Regions from separate parts of the Homo sapiens genome. Here region 1 is linked to region 2. A link is a loop called in an ENCODE intact Hi-C map of the cell type or tissue named here. Cell type or tissue: chondrocyte. All regions are shown on one strand. Each heading gives the region's core, and the rest is flanking DNA. Links, peaks and the distances in the headings are about the cores only.

Region 1 (9,630 bases), core at 1,675-6,674, 520 kb before region 2:
ACCTTCCAACTCTACCCACCCCCCAGCCCCAGGCAACCTTTGCTCTGCATCTACTTTTGTCAAAATAGATTAGCTTGCATTTTTTAGAGTTTTATATAGATGGAGCAATACAGTATGTACTGTTTTCATTTGGTTTCTTTCTTTCAGAAAAATTGTTATGAAATTCATCCACATTAATGCATATATCACTATTTCATTCCCTTTTGTTGCTGGGTAGTATCCCATCGTATGAATATAACACAGATTGTTTATCCGTTGATCTGTTTAGGAACATTTGAGTCGTTTCCAGTTTGGGGCTATAATAAATGAAGGTACTAGGAATATTCATGTACAAGATTCTGTTTCTATATATGCTTTCTTTTCCCTTGAGTAAATATCTTATAGAATGGCTGGACCATGTGATAGGTGTATGTTTAGCTTTTTAAGAAATTGCCAAACTCTTTCTCTTCCAAAGTGATGATATCATTCTACATCCCCATCAGCAGCATATGTGTTCACATCCTTGCCAACACTTAAAATGGCCTTTTGTTCCAAACATTGTAATAAATGTGGAGTAGTATCTTACTATGGTTTTAACTTGCATTTCCCTAAAGACTAACAATGCTGAGATTTTTTTTTTTCATGTGCTTATTTGCTATCATATATCTTCTTTGGTGAAATGTCTATTCACATCTTTGGCCCATGGAAAAAAATGAGCTGTTTGTTTTCTCACTATTGAGTTATTTTTTATTCTGTATACAAGCCGTTTACCAGGTATACCATTTACAAAGATTTTCTCTCAGTCTGTGGTTTGTCTTTTTATTCTCTTAACAGCATCTTTTAGAGAGCAGAGTTTTAAATTTTGATGTAATTCAGTTGATCAATTTTTTTCTTTTGTGATTCTTTTGATTTTTGATCTTTCATCTAATAAATCTTTGTCTAACTGAAGGTCAAAAAGATTTTCTCCTAGAAGTTGTATGGTTTTTACTTTTAAAATATTTTTTAATTAATTAATTTTTTCTTATAAGTAAGGTCTCACTATGTTTCCCAGGCTAGTATGGAACTCCTAGCCTCAAGCAATCCTCCCACCCTGGACTCTCAAAGTGTTGGGATTACAGGTGTGAGCCACCATGGCCAGCCAAAGCTTCATGCTTTTTAAGTTATATGTTTAAATCTATGATCCAGCATTACTTTTTATTTTTATTTAATGGTTTTATTTTGTGTATGGGAGGAAGTGTGGTTCAAACTTTATTTTTCTGCATATGGATAACCAGTTGATTCAGCCCCATTTGTTAAAAAGACTACACCTTCTCCATCTAATTACCTTTGCAACTTTGTCAAGAATCAGTTATCTATATATGTGTGAGCCTATTTTTGGAGTCTGTTCTGTTCCATTGAACTGTTTGTCCATCTTTACGCCAATACTACACTGTCTTGATTTCTGTAGACTTAAAATTGAGTGGTGATAGCCTTCCGTATTTATTCTTCTTTTTCAAAGTTGTCTGGCTAACATAGGTCCTTTACTTTGTACATAAATTTTAGAATCAACTCGTCAACTTTTTACAAAAAAGCCTGCTGGGATTTGATCAGGAGTGTACTGAATCTGCAGAACAATTGGGACAGAATTGACAACTTAACAATATTGAGTCTTCTGGCCCATGAGCAAGATATGTTTCTCCGTTTATTTAGGTTTTAATTTCTCTCAGAAGTGTTTTGTAGTTTTCAGTTATGGATCTTGCACATATTTTGTCATATCCATTCCTAAGTATTTCATAACTTTTTTGTGCTTTTATAAATGGTACTTAAAAAAATTTCAATGTCTAATTGCTTGTTGCTAATAAATGAGGATACAATTTATTTTTGTATGCTGATCTTGTATCTTGCAACTTTGCTAACTCACTCACTAGTTCTAGCAGCTTTTTCTAGATTCCCTCAGATTTTCTATATTCTGCCAACAATTCTACTTCTTCCTTTCTCAATTGGATACCCTTTATTTCTTTTACTTGATTTATTACACTGGCTAAAACCTTCAATATGATGTTAAAAAAATGGTAAGAGCAGGCTTTCCTGTTTGGTTTGTGATCATAGGAGGAAAACAGTCTTTTCTATTTAAGTATGCTATTAGTGGTATCCCTTTGGTAGAGGCCATTATTACGTTAAGGAAGTTTCCTATCATTCCTAGTTTGCTGGGAGGTTTTTTTTTTAAAAAAATCAGGCATTCCTGATGTTAAAATGTTCAAATGCCTTTTCTGTATCTATCGTTATGATAATGTGAGTTTTCTTTTTTAGTTTTTTAACATAGTAAACTATGTTGATTGATTTTCAAATGTTTAACCAATCTTCCATTTCTGGGATAAACCCCACTTGGTCATGTTGTATTATCCTTTGTATAGATTGTTGGATTGTATTTGCTAAATTATTATTTAGAATTTTTGCATCTATGTTCATAAGGGACATTTTCTGCTGTTTTCTTATAAAGAGTTTGTCTGGCTCATAAAATGAGCTGGCTTCCCTGTTGGCATGCTCTGTCTTTGGAAGGATGCCCTGAGAAAAAGGCCTACATAGATGCTGAAAGCAGGTGGGCACAGTGCCATTCTGGCAGGTGATTTGAGTGTTCTGGTAATGTAGAGCATGATCTAAAAGAGTTCTGGGTTAGGTTATACACTTAAATCTATGCTTTATCATTACCTAAATTTAATTTTTTTAAATGGTTGCGTTTTGTATATGGCAGGAGATAGAGTTCAAACCTTTCCCTTGGTTCCTTCACAGTTCCTTATCACACTGTGGAGAGGTTTCCAGGGAGGGCTCTTTAAAGCATTAGGCTTAGGGCAGGGGCCCCTTTTGCCCAGGACTAAGGCATGCCACCTCCATGAAGCCTTCTGGAATCCTGACTAGCTATCATTTGGAATCCTTGCCTACTATGAATCCCACTTCTTCTGCAACCTTCCTATATGAATTATGCTAGTGAAAACATTCTCTAATGTATTTTCAACTTTTTTTTTTTTTGCCACTGCTTCTTCTCAACAATGTTTAGACATGCTCCAGGCTCCCATCTGAAAAACCTACAACAAGACAAAGCTCTCCCTAGTCCTGAATATCCTTACAACCCTTGCTCCCTCTCTCCTTTCACAGCCCAACTTCCAGAAAGATTTGAACATGCACACTGTGTCCCATGTCCCATTCATTACTCAGCCATCAAAAAGCTGACTCTCAGTCTCACCACTCCTGCCAAGGTGAACAACATACTCCTTGTTGCCACAGTCATTTGGGAGATTGACTGTGTGCAGCCTCTGGCACTGCTGGCCTCACCTCCATCTTGGTCCCTGTTCTGTTGACTTCTCTAATGCCTTGGTTCTAAGCTTTTTCTTCTCTCACAGAACGCTACATACTGATGCTCCTCTGAGATCTCTTTTCTATTCTCTTCTCACTTGTCAGATTGTGCACCTAAATCCAGATGACTTATCCCATTCCCACTGGTAGCCACGTATGCTTGCTCAGGTTGTACACTGCATAACTCTGGAGAGTACCATTGACATCACAGTCATTCTGAAGGGCAACACCCAGATTTGAGTTATGCACAATTTGGCCATATGTGATAGCCTTGCCTGTACATACTCCAAATATATCACTTGACATCCTACAGAACAATGATCTGTTACATGTCCTGGTTGTAAGGCTTTTGAAGGCTGAAATTACCCCCTTAATCAACCCTGAAGGGCTTGGCACAAAGTAGATGATCTTTAAAGGTATGCTGAATAGATGAGCCTGCCACTGAATTTTAGCCAGTATACATTTCTCCACTGAGAAGTACCACCATTGCACAAGCATGAGATTGAACTTCCTTTCAGACTATATGTCCTTTTGGACTAGAGGAAGAGACTGTTTTCTAACCTTCCCCTCACCAGGTACTCCCATTCTTTGAGCCCAACACTAGCTGGACATGCTACTTTACCTTTGAGCCTCAGTTTACTCATCCAGCAAATAAAAGGTTCTACCTTGCAGAGTTTGGTGAAGATTATGGAAGTAAAGTTGTGGAAAGCTCCTCTATCTTCTTTTCACTATTCCAGGGCACTCAGGATAATGCCTCTGACTAAAGGCTACCCCAGGAAAAAATTATTATATTGATCACGAAAGGGCATATGAAGGGCAGGAAACAAAAACCCCAGGAGGTATGTCCTGCCTCACCTGCTGCTAGCCTTCAATTTCAATTCTACTCCAGCTTGTTGGTATCATTTATTAATTAATTCATCCATTCACGTAACAAATGTTGAGCACTTTCTACTGCCAGGTGCTGTGGCAGGCACTGGGAGACAAATAGCATACGTAAGACAGATATGGTCTCTGTCTTCGTGACACTTGTCTCTACCACATTTGGCAATGTCTGGGTTAATGTCTTGTTAATGGTGGAAAGACGTAGGGTGATGCAACAAAGAGTAAGGAGAGTGTGTGGAGAGGAGAGAGGTGGCCTGGCCCTTTAGACAGAGTGTTCAACAAAGAGTTCTCTGAGGTGGTGGCATAAGAATTGAGTGTTAAAGAATGAGATTGGAGGGTGGGGAATCTCTGAGAAAGAGTGAACAGGATGGAAAGGGCATGCCTGAGAAACCAGAGAAGGCAAGGTGGTTGCAGCAGAGCAAAGAAAGAGGAGAGGGGCACCAGGTACTGCCAGAAAGTTAGGTGGGCACCTGATCATCCAGTAAACCCTGTCTGGATTGGATTATAAGAGAGGAGGTCTTTCAAGGTGCTGAGCTGGGAGGGGATGTGATTTGATTTAGAGTGTACAAAGACAGGGGATTTCCTTACTGTCCAGGGACATTTCCCCACCAGGGGGAGCACCTGGAACGCACCCGCTGGGTCCTTTCTGCTGGCCAGTTTTCATTACTAAATCCAGGCTCCAGGCAACGAAGCCAGGGCTGGATCAGATCAGCAGCTGGAAATGGCTAGCGGGGAAATGGTCATTGGCAGTTATTTTTGTAATTGTTTACCGAGACTACTAGGTACCTAGCCTGAATAAAATGTGTTATTTCAGCATAACTTCCCATACCTCCCTCCATCAGGGGTATGTTATCAATAGCCCCATTTTTGGATGACAACTTGGCAATTACAATGAACATATATGCTATTCAGCCCAGCAATTCCACTTCTGAGAGTTTATCCTCACATTCATGAAATTGCCCATGTTCACAAAAAGGCGTGTGCAAAGGTGTTCATTGGAGCGCTATTGGTAAACTCATGGAAAAAAACAAACAAACAAAAAAACCTTCAATGTCTAGCCCTAACAGGGGATGGCAAAACAAATCATGCTTCATGCACTCTTGGGGAGCCATTATAAATAATGAGGGACCTCCCAGGCATGCTGTGGAATTTCCCACAAAGCAGGTGCAGAACAATGTGTACAGTGCAGTCCTTCATATCAAAACACAGCCATAACCCAAATAAAGCTATATATTTTTAATTATCTTTATATAATAGAAAGAGGACTAGAAGGAGACACAGCAAAATTTTAAAAAACAGTGGTTACCTCTGGGGAGAGATCTGGATTGGAAGCTGCAGTTAGGTCAAGGGTGGTGGGCTTTCACTACCTTTATTGTTTTAATTTTTACTGTACTCGTGGTTTTTGTTTAATACAAAATGAATATGAAAAACAATTAAAAAGTTTAAAGCTACACAGCTAGGAAGAGGGGAAGCTGGATTCAAACCCAGGTTGGGACAGCGCAGTTTCTAGTATAATGGGGTCCTACTATCCCCAGTCACTCACTCACTTAAATGTTTATTGAGTGTCTACTGTGGACCAGGCTAGGAACTGAGGAGGATATAGGGAGACAGCAAAGAACAGAATGGAAGATCCCTGTCTAGTGCAGCTTACCAGTTGTTTGAGATACTTTTAAGCAAGACAGGCAGACAGACATACACTACAGGCAACTCTTTCTTGAGAGTTCAAACTTTGGTTCTGTTCCTGAATATGTCACTTTTTGTTAATTCCTAACATTTCAGTTACTTACCACCACTGATTCTCAGTTTATTCATTTGCAAAATGGGGGCAACATTATGGATCTCAGAGTTGTTCCGGCCATGAAATGAGGTAAATGTTTAACCCAGAGCGTGGCACATGGTGTGTGTGTGCTCAACAAACAGGGACATTATTAATATTCTGAAGGTCCCATTTTCTTTGTTAGCAATTTTCTCCATCCAGCTCCTGAATCTTTCAAAAGAAAAGTAGTGTAGACAAGGGGATGGGTTGGGGAAAAAGAGGAATGATTTATTCTCCTTCAGCCTTAACAGAGCGTTTCTCTTGAGCTATGAAGCTTTTAAATCTTCAGCCTGTGATCTCAATTCTGGGCTTACTCCTGGGCCCTAGTGCCCTGCTAATCACTCATTAATTCATTCAACTCCCCACCCAAAGAGGATTTGCTGATGATGAACTCCGTCTCCAGGGTCCAGCCCAGGACCTGGCAAGAAATGAAACCACAGAACCCCTGCCTTTGGCAAGTTCATAGGCTGCTTCGGGGAGATTTTATGGAGGCCTTAGGCTGCCCCCGTCTGCTGGAGAGAACCCCGAAAAGCCTTTGGCGGGGGTACTCCTCAGCAGCCTGGCTGCTGGACCTAGGTAGACGGCCCACACGCCCCCCCGCACCCTCCTGCCTCCCCTCCAGTGGGTGGATTTTGCCCCCTTCCACGGTTCCCGCGCAGGATGCGGGCGGGAGGAACTGAGAGTCCCTCCAGGACACGTTAGCAGGACGCCTGGCGCAGAGCGGGCGAGACCGCATGACGCAGGCCTCTCGGGGGCGGGGAGCACATGCAGCCCGTCCCTCTCCACATCGTCACTCTTCTATGGTTTAGAAGTTTCAGTCGCACACTCCTACCCGGGTCGGAGTTAGCTCAAGCGGTTACCTCCTCATGCCGGACTTTCTATCTGTCCATCTCTGTGCTGGGGTTCGAGACCCGCGGGTGCTTACTGACCCTTTTATGCAATAAATTCGGTATAATCTGTCACTCTGAAGGCTTTGTTATTTTTTATCCCTTTTAACTTTGCTAAATTAATAGGCTGATAACATAAGTTGGTGTCACTTTGAAGGTGTGACAGAAAGTATGGAGGCTGGCCACTGGTCTTACAGGGCGTGCGTGACCAGCCTGTACTGCCAGGTAGGACGCATGGGGACAAAAAAATGCTTGTGCAGTTCACGAGACACACCTGGAAGCTCCGAGACCCCACAACTTCGGACCGCGGAGTGCGTTATGGATTTCGTCCCAAGTAGGACGGAAGTTTAACAGCAATAGCTGCCGTCTACTGTTTTATCTGTATGACTGTTTTTTTCACATATATTGCCACCCGCCAGGACTTGCCTGTTGGACCACAGCGAGTGAGACTCGCTCCGAATTTTTCTTTACGTCTTTGAAAGTTCCAAGTTTCTTCCTCCCTGGCGGCCTGTACCTACGCTATTCTCACCTGTTCGCATCGTGTCCAGACATTTTATGCAATTTGTCTTTACCTTTAGCGTGGGGGCTCCCCCCTAGAAGCCATACAAGGGCAGGGGCCTCTCCCCTTGCTGTACTTACAGCGTCTAGTACATTGTTGACCAGATTTGAGTATTAGCTGATTTAAGTAGCTTAATGCACAGGGACATGCACATGTGTTTTTCATATTAAATCCCTATAAGTAGAATTGTGGAACACAACTTGCCTATACTTAGGGCTTTAGATTGAAGTGGCCTCAGTTCCCTTGGGAAAGTCTAGGCTGGTATGGGGAGGGGTCTTTTTCAGGGGAGAAAATGCCTGCGTCTCTGGGGAGGCAGAGAATGCAAGCCCAGAGGCAGTGGGTGTTCGCAGTGATGGGCTCCTGGGGGCGCTCTCGGGCGGCCTACAATCCAGAATCGTCTTCTTGTCCCTTGACCCGGTTGCGGACCACTGAGCAGCTGTTCCGCCTTGCTCTGGTACCACCATACGCACCTTTGATCAGGCCCGGCCCTCGCATTCACCAAGTCTTTTTGCCCTGGTAGTGCCCCTACCTGTGGTGCATGTTGCGCCGCACTTAAATTTTGGTGGGGGCACCTCCCCTCCGGTGTGCGCCTCCGGTCCCGCGCGCCTCCTCTCCAGTGTGCACCTCCCCTCCTATGCCCGCCCCCAAGCAGAGAGCCCCAGGGACTGCTGGCGGGCCCCCTGCTACACCTAGGGCTAGTGGGAGTTCCTCCCTCAGTTTGGCAAGCAGGAGAAGGACCTTGGAGATTCACGGACCCCCTCTGTTCCCCACCCAAGAGGTTGGACTGAAGGATCCTTATAGGGGTTTGGGAACAGCGAACATCAGGAGCGAGCACCTCCCTCTGGGAGAGAAACAACCCAGGCACAGAAAGAGGAGCCCAAACTTGAACCTTTCAGGGGAGAGAAACTGAGCTAAGGGGAAAACTATTGAGCTAGACCTATGATAGAAGCCAAGATATTAGCAGTGGTGTTGGTGGTGGCGGAGTGAGGGACTAGAGGGATTCAACTCAACATTTGATCAATCTTCATTTTCCAGTTTGCCATAAAGAATACAAATTACTTAATGTAAAACAAAACCGACACCAAATCCTTCCTGCTGTGGGTAGGAAAGGGACAATCCCCATACCAGCATCAACTGAGGGTCTTTTAAAAACTTCAGCTTCCTTCCCCGACCCACCCCAGACAGCTGAATCAGAATCACCGGGTGGTGCGCAGGAACCCGCGTTTTTAAAGAACACTAGTGTGACTATTTCATATTTCCTCTCCTCAAACCTTCTCCCAAACTGATTCATCTGCCTTATATTTCATGAAATGAATTTACATAAACCTGAAAATCTCCTCACCTTCCCACCACCAAAGCCAATACTTTTACCACAATGGTTCTAGGCTCTCTGCCTGCCTTCTCACCATTTCTAGTGGAGGTGTCCAGGCAATCACCACAGGAGATGCCTCCTGCAACTCCAGATCCCAGCCCCTAACCCAAGTTTGTTCAACCTGTGGCCCACAGGCCATATGTGGCCCAGGATAGTTTTGAATGCAGCCCACCACAGATTCATAAGCTTTCTTAAAACATTATGAGATTTTTTTTTTGCGATTTTTGAGCTCATCGGGTATCATTAGTGCTAGTGTATTTTATGTGTGGCCCAAGATAATTCTCCTTCTTCCAATGTGGCCCAGGGAAGCCAAAAGATTGGACACCCCTGGCTAACCTCTCACACCACCAGCTCCCCAGCTCTACCGAAATATTCCCATTAGCCTTCAAACTCGCCTTAATATGGTCCCCCTCACAGCAAAAACAAAACAAAGCAAAACACACACAAAACCTTCCCTAACCCATGTCCCTTCCTGACAACATCTATTTGTCCGTCCTCTTTATGGCAAAGCCTCTCTGTCCCTACTTGATTCATTTATTCACTATCTCTTCATTGGCCTCTACTCCGTGCCAGCAAGATCTCATCACAGGGGAGTGAGAAAAACAAGAGAGGGATGGAGAAGACAGCTTGGACACACCCCACAGCATCCTCTTCCTTCTCTACCATGAAGAGATCCATCCCACCAGCCCACACCTACTCCAGGGGTCAGGTGCCAGGATCCCCTCCCCAATAAGATCACCACATTACCTTTTCAGGGACATATATTCCTCTAACCTGGTGACTACTGGCTTCTAGACAGGAGGTC
Region 2 (9,630 bases), core at 2,885-7,884:
CAGTTAACCTGGGCCACACGAACAACCAGCCTCAGCCAGGTTTGTTTTGCTGGTGTCTAGTTCTGTCTCCTACAGGCAGACATCTGCAGAAATCACATGCTCCTCTAGAGCCTCTCCCCCCGATCCAGAAAGGGAGCCCCGGAGCTGTGAAACGGCTGCTCCAGCTCTCATTTGGTAGACACAAATTCCACTTCAGTAGAGGAGCAGCAGGGTTGGTTTTCCCCCAACACCAAATACACTGAAGACGCAAAATGACCATGATGTCGTCAAGTTCAACTCAACGCTTTGGTTAGAAGCAAAATGATCTTCTGTTGGGTAAAAAATCAATTCAAAGCTGGATTTCAAATAATCTGCCCCATTTCACAATGAGGACAGAGTTGATATTCCGGGATGAGTGGTAGGCATGTCTAATTAGATGCAGATGAGACTCTGATCTAATATTCAAAGTTTTTCCCCCAGAGCAACGGGGATGATGAAGCAACAAGCTCTTTCTTTCAACCCATTGTTATTTAAAGGCAGTGCTCACACAAGAATCATTTCTAAATCACAAAGGCTTTTTTCCCCTGAAATAATGGCCTGCAAAGATAGACTGGAGTTAGGTATTCACATCGGTACAGCCAAAAAAAATGTCATAAGCCAAGAAAAGTACGAGACAAAGCATACCCTTCAATTCATTTATAGCTACTAGGGTACCAATCCTGCTGATTCCACATATTTTGAGGGGAGCAAAGTTTAACCAACACAATAGCAACAACCGCACTTTCTTTCTCACCAAACTCCACTATAAGTCCTGTTTTGCAGATGAAGAACTTAAGGTTTAGAGAAGCTAAATTGTCCTGGGCAGTGTTAAAAGTTTTGGACACTCCTAGGTTGGATGACCACATATTCTGGTTGGCCTGAGACAGTCCTGGTTTATGGTAATTGACCCAATGCAATTATGAAGAATGTTCCCTTTCACTCTCAAAAGAGTCCGAGTATGGCTGATATACTGTATAATCACCCCACTGACAGGGCCTAGCAGAAAAGTATATATGACGGCTAAGGAATGATCAGTCAACCTCTCCGCTTGGATCACCAACTCGTAAGTGAGTTTGGGCCCTTTAGAAGTTATGGTAACTCTTTAACCCCATAGAGTACCCTAAAATCCCCTGTTCCAGCCTGGCCTGCCTTCCCTGCAGCCTGGATCTGATGTTGTCAGATTGTTCGCTGGGAGGCACCAGGTATTTTGGAGACTCATCTGTTGAATGAAGAACTAAATAAAAAACACTGTCCCTCTCTCCATGTGTCTGCCCATATGAGATTCCCCAGACGATTTAAGCATCAGGTTCTGGTTTCAAGAAAATAAAAGTCAGCCAGGCAGCTGCACTTCCAAGAGGACTGAGGCAAACTTTTCCTTGACAATGTGGTTGGCATGTGCTTTAAGTGAGGGATTAGCTACTTCAGAGGAGTGGTAATGCGATATGGGCCTTTGACATCCTATTCCAATTCAAGGAGGCTGTAGAAGGCTGAAGCATGCCAAGAAGGTTGGGGGATCCTTCCAGACCCAAAGGCGCAGCTCCCTCCCCACCTTGCCGAGGACTCCCTAACTCTGGAGTGTTAGCCCACCAGAAGGCTACTCACTTGCTCCTTTCCCTGAGCCTGAAGGAGCTGGGGTGAAAGAGAGGGCACAGACCTAAGATGCAGCCATGGGGTCCCTGCTGGTGTCACAGCCTCTCTGAGCCACCTGGAGCCAGGCAGCTCTGGGGTGGCCCCTGAACCCTTCAGGTTTACCGCCTCAATTTTCCTCTCTGTGTTTAGCCCAGGGCCAGAGCATCGTTCTTGGGACTTTAGGAAATGTCCAGTTGCCACTGTCTTACCTGGATGCCCACCCACTCCAGATGCTAGGGGTTTTCTGCACTTCCCTGGAAATCTATTCCAATGGCTTCTCATGGGAACAGATACACAAAGGGGCGCAGACCCCCAGCCCAATGTCCACCCCCAGCTGTCTGCAGAGCTGTCCTCAACCCTCTCCTTCAAAGTCTAGGGGCCCGTGGATAAAATAATTTCTCCCAGTCCCAACTTTACAACTATAGTATTAAATGAGATAAATGTCTCAACACAGAAAGTAGGCAGTAAATAAATGGTAGTTGTTATTATTATTATTACTATTATTATTATTATCATCTGCCTTTAAAATGTCCAAGAGAAACTTTAGTTTTATATCCTATAAAATCTGGATTAACCAACCTGGATTAACTTTACGTTTGTGTTTTTTTTTTCCTGAGACAAAGTCTTGCTCTGTCACCCAGGCTGGAGGGCAATGGTGCAATCTCAGCTCACTGCAACCTCCGCCTCTCAGGTTCAAGTGATTCTCCTGCCTCAGCCTCCAAAGTAGCTGGGATTACAGGTGCATGCCACCACACCCAGCTAATTTTTGTATTTTTAGTTGAGATGGGGTTTCGCCATGATGGCCAGGCTGGTCTAGAACTCCTGACCTCAAGCGATCCACCCGCCTCAGCCTCCCAAAGTGCTGGCATACAGGCTTGAGCCACCGTGCCCGGCCAACATTACATTTATAAGGCATAAAAAGGCCAAACTTGAAGAACGTATCTACCAAGAGAGGAATCTGAAACCTTCTGTGACCTTGGGCAAACTTCCATGCCTGTTTCATCACCTCCAAAATAAGAATAATAATAGTGCTTAATTTCAAAGAATTTCTTGAGACACTAAATGAGACCATTCAAATAGAATATCTAGCACTTTGTGTAGCATATAATAAGCACACAGTGAATAATAGTTAATAATAATAAATTTGTGTTTCTTAAAAAATGTATTTAACAGTCCAAGGAATCTTAAACCTGGGGGAAGAAATACCTTAGAATCTAGTCCCACCTTATATCCACTAGAAAAATTTCTTTGAAGCTGTAAATTTTTTAACTGCTTTTGAACTCTGGGCCCCCTTGAAAAGCTGATGAATGCTATGATTCCTTTTCCCTGAAAAAAAAAAATGCCCAGTATATTTTGCAAACCATTTCAGGAGATTCTTAGACTTCCCTGATGTCATCCTTATGGCTCCTTGGACCCTGTGTGAGTAATTCCTGCCTTAGACAATCCCAGGTAGGGCATCCAGAGGTGGCTTGGATATCTCCAGTAACAGGAGCCTCACAGCTCAAAAAGCAGCTCACTCTATGATTGGAAAAGTCCACATGCTAAAAAGTGTTAGGATTAAATCAGGACACTAAAAGATGCTTCCTGAGTTCCATCCTCAGAGCTACACAGAGGTAGCACAATGCCTATTTCAGGTACCAGCCCTTGACATGTTCAGAAGGCAGAGGCCATGCTGGGACATACCTGACCTTCTCCTGAGCTAACCCTGCTGTCCTCTCAGCCATTCTAGGTGATGGTGTCCAGGCCCCTGCCTTCCAGGTCACCCTCCCAAACCACCTGCTGTGTGGCTGTGGCTCATTTTCTTTGTCCTGGACACAGTACTTTTATTAACCCCATCTAAGTCTGCTAATGTTCTCAGCCACCAAGTCACATCCATTAAGCAAGCATTTAATAGGTCCCCAAGGCCTCATCACACAAGAGCAGAGTTTCATGCCACACGTATCTCCACTCCAATCTTACGCTGGGGTAATTGATCCTTTGAAGCTAGCCCTACCACTTTACATATGCCCCAATTAATCTTACCAGTTTTTTTCCTGTCACTTCAACCTTTGGGAAGTATTTGGAATTCACATTCTATCACCCAGTGTACTGAAAATGTTTGCAAATCTCTTAGAGGGTAAGGAGATCAATGAAACTTGTGCATCTCCCTGGGTTAAGCTTGGGACAAGGTGCCTTACCCAAGTTCTCATTCAATCTTCACATCAACCTTTTGACATCTATACTTCCGTCCTTGTCTTATACGTAAGAAAACTGAGTCTGATGGAGATTCAATCACTTGCATAAAGATACCCAGCTACCAGAGAGCCATGCCAGGATTTCAACCCAGGCCTGTCTGAGCCTCACTATTTTACCACACCTCAGCATTAACACATTAAACCGCATTGTTATAGATATGTGTGTTTCTCCAACTAGGATGTAGGATCCCTAACAATAGTGAATAGACTTTGTCTCAGAATTCCTAGCCCCTGTGAGTCCCTAGCACAGAGTAGGTGTTTTACAACTGCTGGGAGGAGGGAGAACAAGGAAAGCGGTCAGTTGGGGCTAGCAAGCTGGGAGGATGCTTCTTGGAACTGAGCCCTGATGTCCAGGTTCTTCTTTTAGAGCATATATTCAACTCTGTGAATCATTAGGAAATGTTATCATCCACACATGACCAGAAGGTTCTGGGACCCTCCCACCCAGGACATGCCAGCCCTAAAATTGTGACATTCATTCACCCGAGTCATTGGAAAGCTGACCTGAAGGGTGTCCTACGTCCCTCCCACACCTGGGTACCTCCCTGAGCCCAGCAGGTAGACTCTCCCCAAGGTGCCCCCCACTTCCCCACCCCACAGCAGCCTTCCTCCGTGCAGGCGGCTGTGTGGTGGGAGGGAGAAGGTTCGGGAAGCCTTTGACTTGAGATTTCTCAAAAGCTCTTGAAGGGACACTGAAATTCCTAACTCACTCTTTTTCAAACAGATTCTTGAGTGAACTCATAGAACTTTTGATACTGAGGAATCGGCCTAAGGAGAAGAGGCTTACTGTGAAATGACCAAACGCCACCACTGGTTTCCAACCACCATCTGGGTGCTGAACAGAGTTCTTCTGTCCACACAGCACCGCTTTTCCGTGCACACACCCCTCATGGCGTCCAACCGCGACTATGGCCTGTTTCTTTTCCAACAGGCTGCAAGGCTTTAATTCTGCGGAAAACCGTCAAGCAGCAGCTCCACTAAACACATCTCTGTGCATTAACAGGAAGTGCAGGGAAAGGCAGTCCGGGCCCAGAGCTCACATTAAGGAGAAAGGTCGAAAGCGCCATCTTGTGGTGCCTTTGCAACTTGCGTGCCGCTTGGCGCCTGAGGTGGGTGCCCTGAGGAGGGGAAGGCAAGGTGGAACAGAGGGACTTCCCCTTTTAACCCAGTTATTGATCATAAAAACCAAAGTAGAATGCTTCCTCGCTGCACAATCTAACCCTCGGAACTAACAAAGAAACTATAATGTATCGGATAAGAGCACAGTTCTAGAATCAGAAAGCGCTGCCTAGGTTTGAATCCTGGCTTGGCCATTTACAAACCATGCAACTTTGGTCAAAGTCCCGCTTGGAGACTCAGTTTCTCTAGTAGTTAAATGAGGATAATAACTGGGCCTATCTCGTAGGGTAGTTAGAAGGACTAAACCTAATCATGCACATAAATGCTTAGCACAGTCCCTGAGTGCCTACAGTCCCTTAGCATGCACATTACTATATTTCTGTTTTATGACACCACTGATGGTAAGAAGCAGCATCAATTTAATATAAGATGGAGGTAGGCGTGGGGCTGCGGAGGGCTGGTAATCCACTACCTACAATACGCACATTTATTAGAAGGCATATTTTGATTTAAGAGATGTTAAAATAGGAAGAGGAGACAGATCATTTTAGATCTTAGATCTTGCTGCACTGTGAGAGCAACTGAGTCACGTGGGCTGCCCTGCACTGAATCTGAGAACACAACACATCACCCTCAAGGCTGGCACTCCTCTCAAAGGTAGAAAATGCAGTCAACAGTCACCTTCTTAGGTGCCCGAGGGAAGGATTTCGTCCATTCCTGCTACCCTCTGATTGGGCATGCACCTCTGGGAGGGAGTGATCGAGCCCCAGGAACCCACAGTTACCCTTATTTCCCCACAGTTGGGTGGCTGGGTAATTGGTAGCTGCTGATAATTACAGGTGGGTAAAAAAGTAGCTACAGGGCAGAGATCAGGAGGGGCCTGAAGACTAGGAAAAGATAAAAATGAAAGAAGGGAAAGAGGCTCTTGCCTTGTGCCAGGCACAGTGCACAGGGAGGATTAGGGATTTTCCAACATTTCTAGGAAGACATTCGGAATGCCACTTGGTGACTCTCCTCCCATTTCAAAAGCTACAGGGCTACAGGGCAACCATGCCCAGGTAAAATGCCTTTATATTAATCAGATTTACTTAACCCTAGTAGGTATGACTATTGTGGCTGTCCTCAAAACTAACAGTTAATGAAACTTACTCCATGCCAGGTAGAGTGACAAGCACATTGTTTTATGTAACCTGCACAACCAGCCTGGGAAGTGGGCACTGCTGTAATCTCCGTTTCACAGAACAGGACGTTGACGTCCAGAGAAGCTCGGTAACTCACCCTCCTCTTCATCCAGCATCCCTCTCTTCCCCGTGAGGCCCAGGGGAGCTGTAAATCATGATTCCATGCACTCTGATGCTAGCCACAGGACTTGGGTGCACATGACCCAGGTTGGCCAATCAGAGCCCAGGATCCTTCCCCCAGCACATTGATTGGCTCAGATATGGACACCTGACCCAAGAAAGCCAGTGAGAGACTTCACAAGATTTACTAGATGGAAGCTGGAAAAACAGGCCTGTTTTCTCTTTGGGTCCCAAGCCGTAAAGACTTGAACTCAGAGAACCAGAAGTTTGTTTTGAGGTCCTGTGAAGAAAACCTGCCTGAGACCAAAGCCAACACACAGAAGGAATCAGAGCAGAGAAATGGAGTGACGGGATTAAGACCGCATGGGTTAGCCCCTGGATCTCGCTTTGCCTTGTACAGCCCTTCTCAGTTTATAGGAGCCAACTCATTCTGTTTTTGCCTAAGTTAGAGTCAAACCCCTCAGTCTAATAAATAAAGGCAAAAAAGAAAAACTGGTTAAAGCCCCGTTGCAAAAAATAAGTAACTTTATAATTACATCAACTTTATCATTAACAAGGCTTTAAAAAACAAGTACCTATGAATAACAGCCCCCAATGGATTCAAAATTGAAATAATCACATAATGTAACAAGGTTTAAAGCCATGGATTTGAACCTAATAGAGTAAAATAAAAAGCTAGCGTGGAAGGAAGATCTCCATTAGGAGTGATTGCTGAGCATAACAGAACCCTTTCTGGGTGTTTTGTGTTATCAAATATCTCTCTGCAGCAACTCTTTCCAGTGTGGTATTATAGAAATATCTTCAGGAATTGCTGAATAAGCCCTTTAAGTGAACAATGCCATTTCTAGGAGTCTATCCTCAGGGAAGACTTTCAGTGGAAGAAATTGATAGCTGCATGGAGATGTTCACTGAAGCATCATTTACCACAGGTAAAAATAAATAAATAAAAATAAAAGGAAACTGAATACTCAAAGGTCAGGATACAAGTAAGTATATTATAGCACACAATTTTACTAAGTATATGTAGCTAGTGAAACTATTCGTGTGAAAACTGTAGAAATGTTTATTCAAATATTTGTTGAACACCAATAATAATTTGCTGCGTTTTGATTATGGGCTGTTTTGCATGCTTCCTGACATTTCATCCTGGAATCATTTAAATGTTAGGTAGTTTTTTTTACAATCCTTTTTTAGGCGAGTAATCTAGGGCTTAGAGAAATTTATAACTTTTTGATGAAAGTGGCAGACGAAGGATTTGAACCTAGTAGTCTGAGTGCAAACTCTAGACACATGCCCATTCTGCTGCACACCACAAACCAGGTGAGCTGCTGAGAGAGCCTCCTAAGTTATGCGTATAGGCAGCGCATGGCCTTTGTGGGAGCTGCTTTGTCTGTTCAGATGTCCTTTCTGGCTCACGTTCTAGGGGGAGGCGGCGGAAGGGGGTTTTATTCAGCATCTACCAGGGGCCAGGCCCTGTACTAGGTACTTGGTTTCCACTGTCTAATTTTTCCTTTGCAGTGATCCCTAGGGGGGAGATGTCACAATCCCTTTCCATTTATAAGGAAGATCGAGACGTTTGCTCAAGGTCAGGGGCACCAGCCCCTTATTCACATGTGTAACCAGCAGATGAACAGGGGAAACCATGGAGACCCGCTCAGTCAGAGCAGAGTATAGGGAGCTGGGAATGGTCTGCGGTAGTGGGCGGAGAGGGGGCTTTCAAAGATGGGCAGAAGGGTATCTGCACTATAAATCAAGGGTGGGCACAATGGAGAGAACAACTATATTATATAAATGGCTACCGTTATTGCCTTCATACACTATGCCAACAGTATCCATGATTATCTCACCTCATCCTAATAATTGGCCTCCAATCCAGGCGTTATTATTCCATTTTACAGATTAGGACACCCAACAAGTCAGTGACACACCAGCCTACAAAGCTAAGTAAAGATCCATCCTCTCTCCACTGCAGCAGGCAGCCTCCCCAGCACCCAGCAAGCGCCACCCCTGGAGGGTTGAGTCTGTGGTGTGTGTCTGAGCACTGGGAATGGAGGGGGCTGGGATGGTGTACCCCATGCGGCTCCTAGGGTCCCAAGATTCCAAACAGCAGCAGCACAGCTGGTGAGAGACAGTAGCCTAGTGCCCCTCTAATTGTCCCTCTTTGTGGTGTTCAGTTAAGGACTCAGAAGAAACCAATCTTTGTATCTTTTCATGGTTAAAATTCTACATAGAACTGAAACCTGAAAGCAGCCACCAAGCCAGTCTTTGTTGGGTTTCTAGGCAGTAAGGACGCTGCATCTCAACACTTAGCACTCTGAGAGAAAGGGACTCGGTGATTCAAAGGGGAACTCAACAAGAGCCTTTTTCTCCCAAGTCCTGGCAATTTCCGACTCACTTTTAATCCCCGGAAAAAACGTTGGATCCATTTTCTCCTCCACATCGCATGGTTGTTCCTTTGAGTTCAGAAACTGTTGGCAGAAGATTTTCATGAGTAATTGAGCAGTTCCCATTTTCTACCCCATTCTAGTAGAATCAGCCGGTTTTTTTAGAACACCAAAAGGCTCATTTTTGGAAAAATTCAATACACTCAGAAAGTTTTTTTAAATTCAAGTGCCTGGAAATCAAAGAAATCGACGCGTTGTAGTTTCACAAACAAGCCTCAACTGCAGTCCTCAAAAATAAGGTGAAAGGCAGTGATATGGTTTGGCTGTGTACTCACCCAAATCTCATCTTGAATTGTAGTTCCCATAATCCTCACGTGTTGTGGGAGGGACCTGGTGGGAGGTAATTAAATCACGGGGGTGGGTTTTTCCCTTGCTGTTCTCATGATAGTGGGTAGGTCTCATGAGATCTGATGGTTTTGTAAGGGGCAGTTCCCCTGCACATACTCTCTTGCCTGCTGCCATATAAGACGTGCCTTTGATCCTCCTTCACCTTCCTCCATGATTGTGAGGCCTCCCTAGCCATGCGGAACTGTGAGCCCATTAAACCTCTTTTTCTGTACAAATTACCCCTCCTCAGGTATGTCTTTATTAGCAGCTTGAGAAGAGACTAATACAGGCAGGTTTCTGAAGAAGCCACTCAGTGGAAGTGAGTTTAATATACTTGTCCTAAAAGAGCATATTTATCCCAAAAGTCCATTCTCCAGATATGCTCTCCCAGATAGGAAAGGGAGTGTTTCCAGCTCAATGAAGAATAAGCAGCTTCTAAAAGCAAAGATCTCTTGCTTTCTCTGGGCCTGGAATTCCTCTCTGGGCCAATCATCATCATGTCATCATCATCATCATCATCAAAACTATCATTTCTAGAGCTGCTAAAATATGCCAGAC

Evidence for each region. A loop is a pair of places that touch in the nucleus more often than their neighbours do. Peaks named below come from ENCODE experiments on the same cell type or tissue, not always from the same donor. Only the 100,000 strongest peaks of a DNase experiment are listed, where the experiment ranks them.
Region 1: a loop joins it to region 2, with 2.5 times the contacts of the local background. A loop is called at or near these places in 2 of 110 quality-filtered maps.

The regions. Positions count from the first base shown.
Region 1 is chr5:136,077,809-136,087,438 of GRCh38, reverse strand. It overlaps VTRNA2-1. Among named protein-coding and RNA genes, the nearest start is that of SMAD5, 50 kb to the left of the region's middle. In chondrocyte, for the core only: CTCF peaks have their summits at 4,542 and 4,786 (motif pointing right); no DNase peak of the experiment used is centred there.
Region 2 is chr5:135,556,299-135,565,928 of GRCh38, reverse strand. No RefSeq gene overlaps it. Among named protein-coding and RNA genes, the nearest start is that of CXCL14, 18 kb to the left of the region's middle. RefSeq lists an enhancer at 241-761. In chondrocyte, for the core only: CTCF peaks have their summits at 4,735 and 4,952 (motif pointing left); a DNase peak (open chromatin) is centred at 4,938.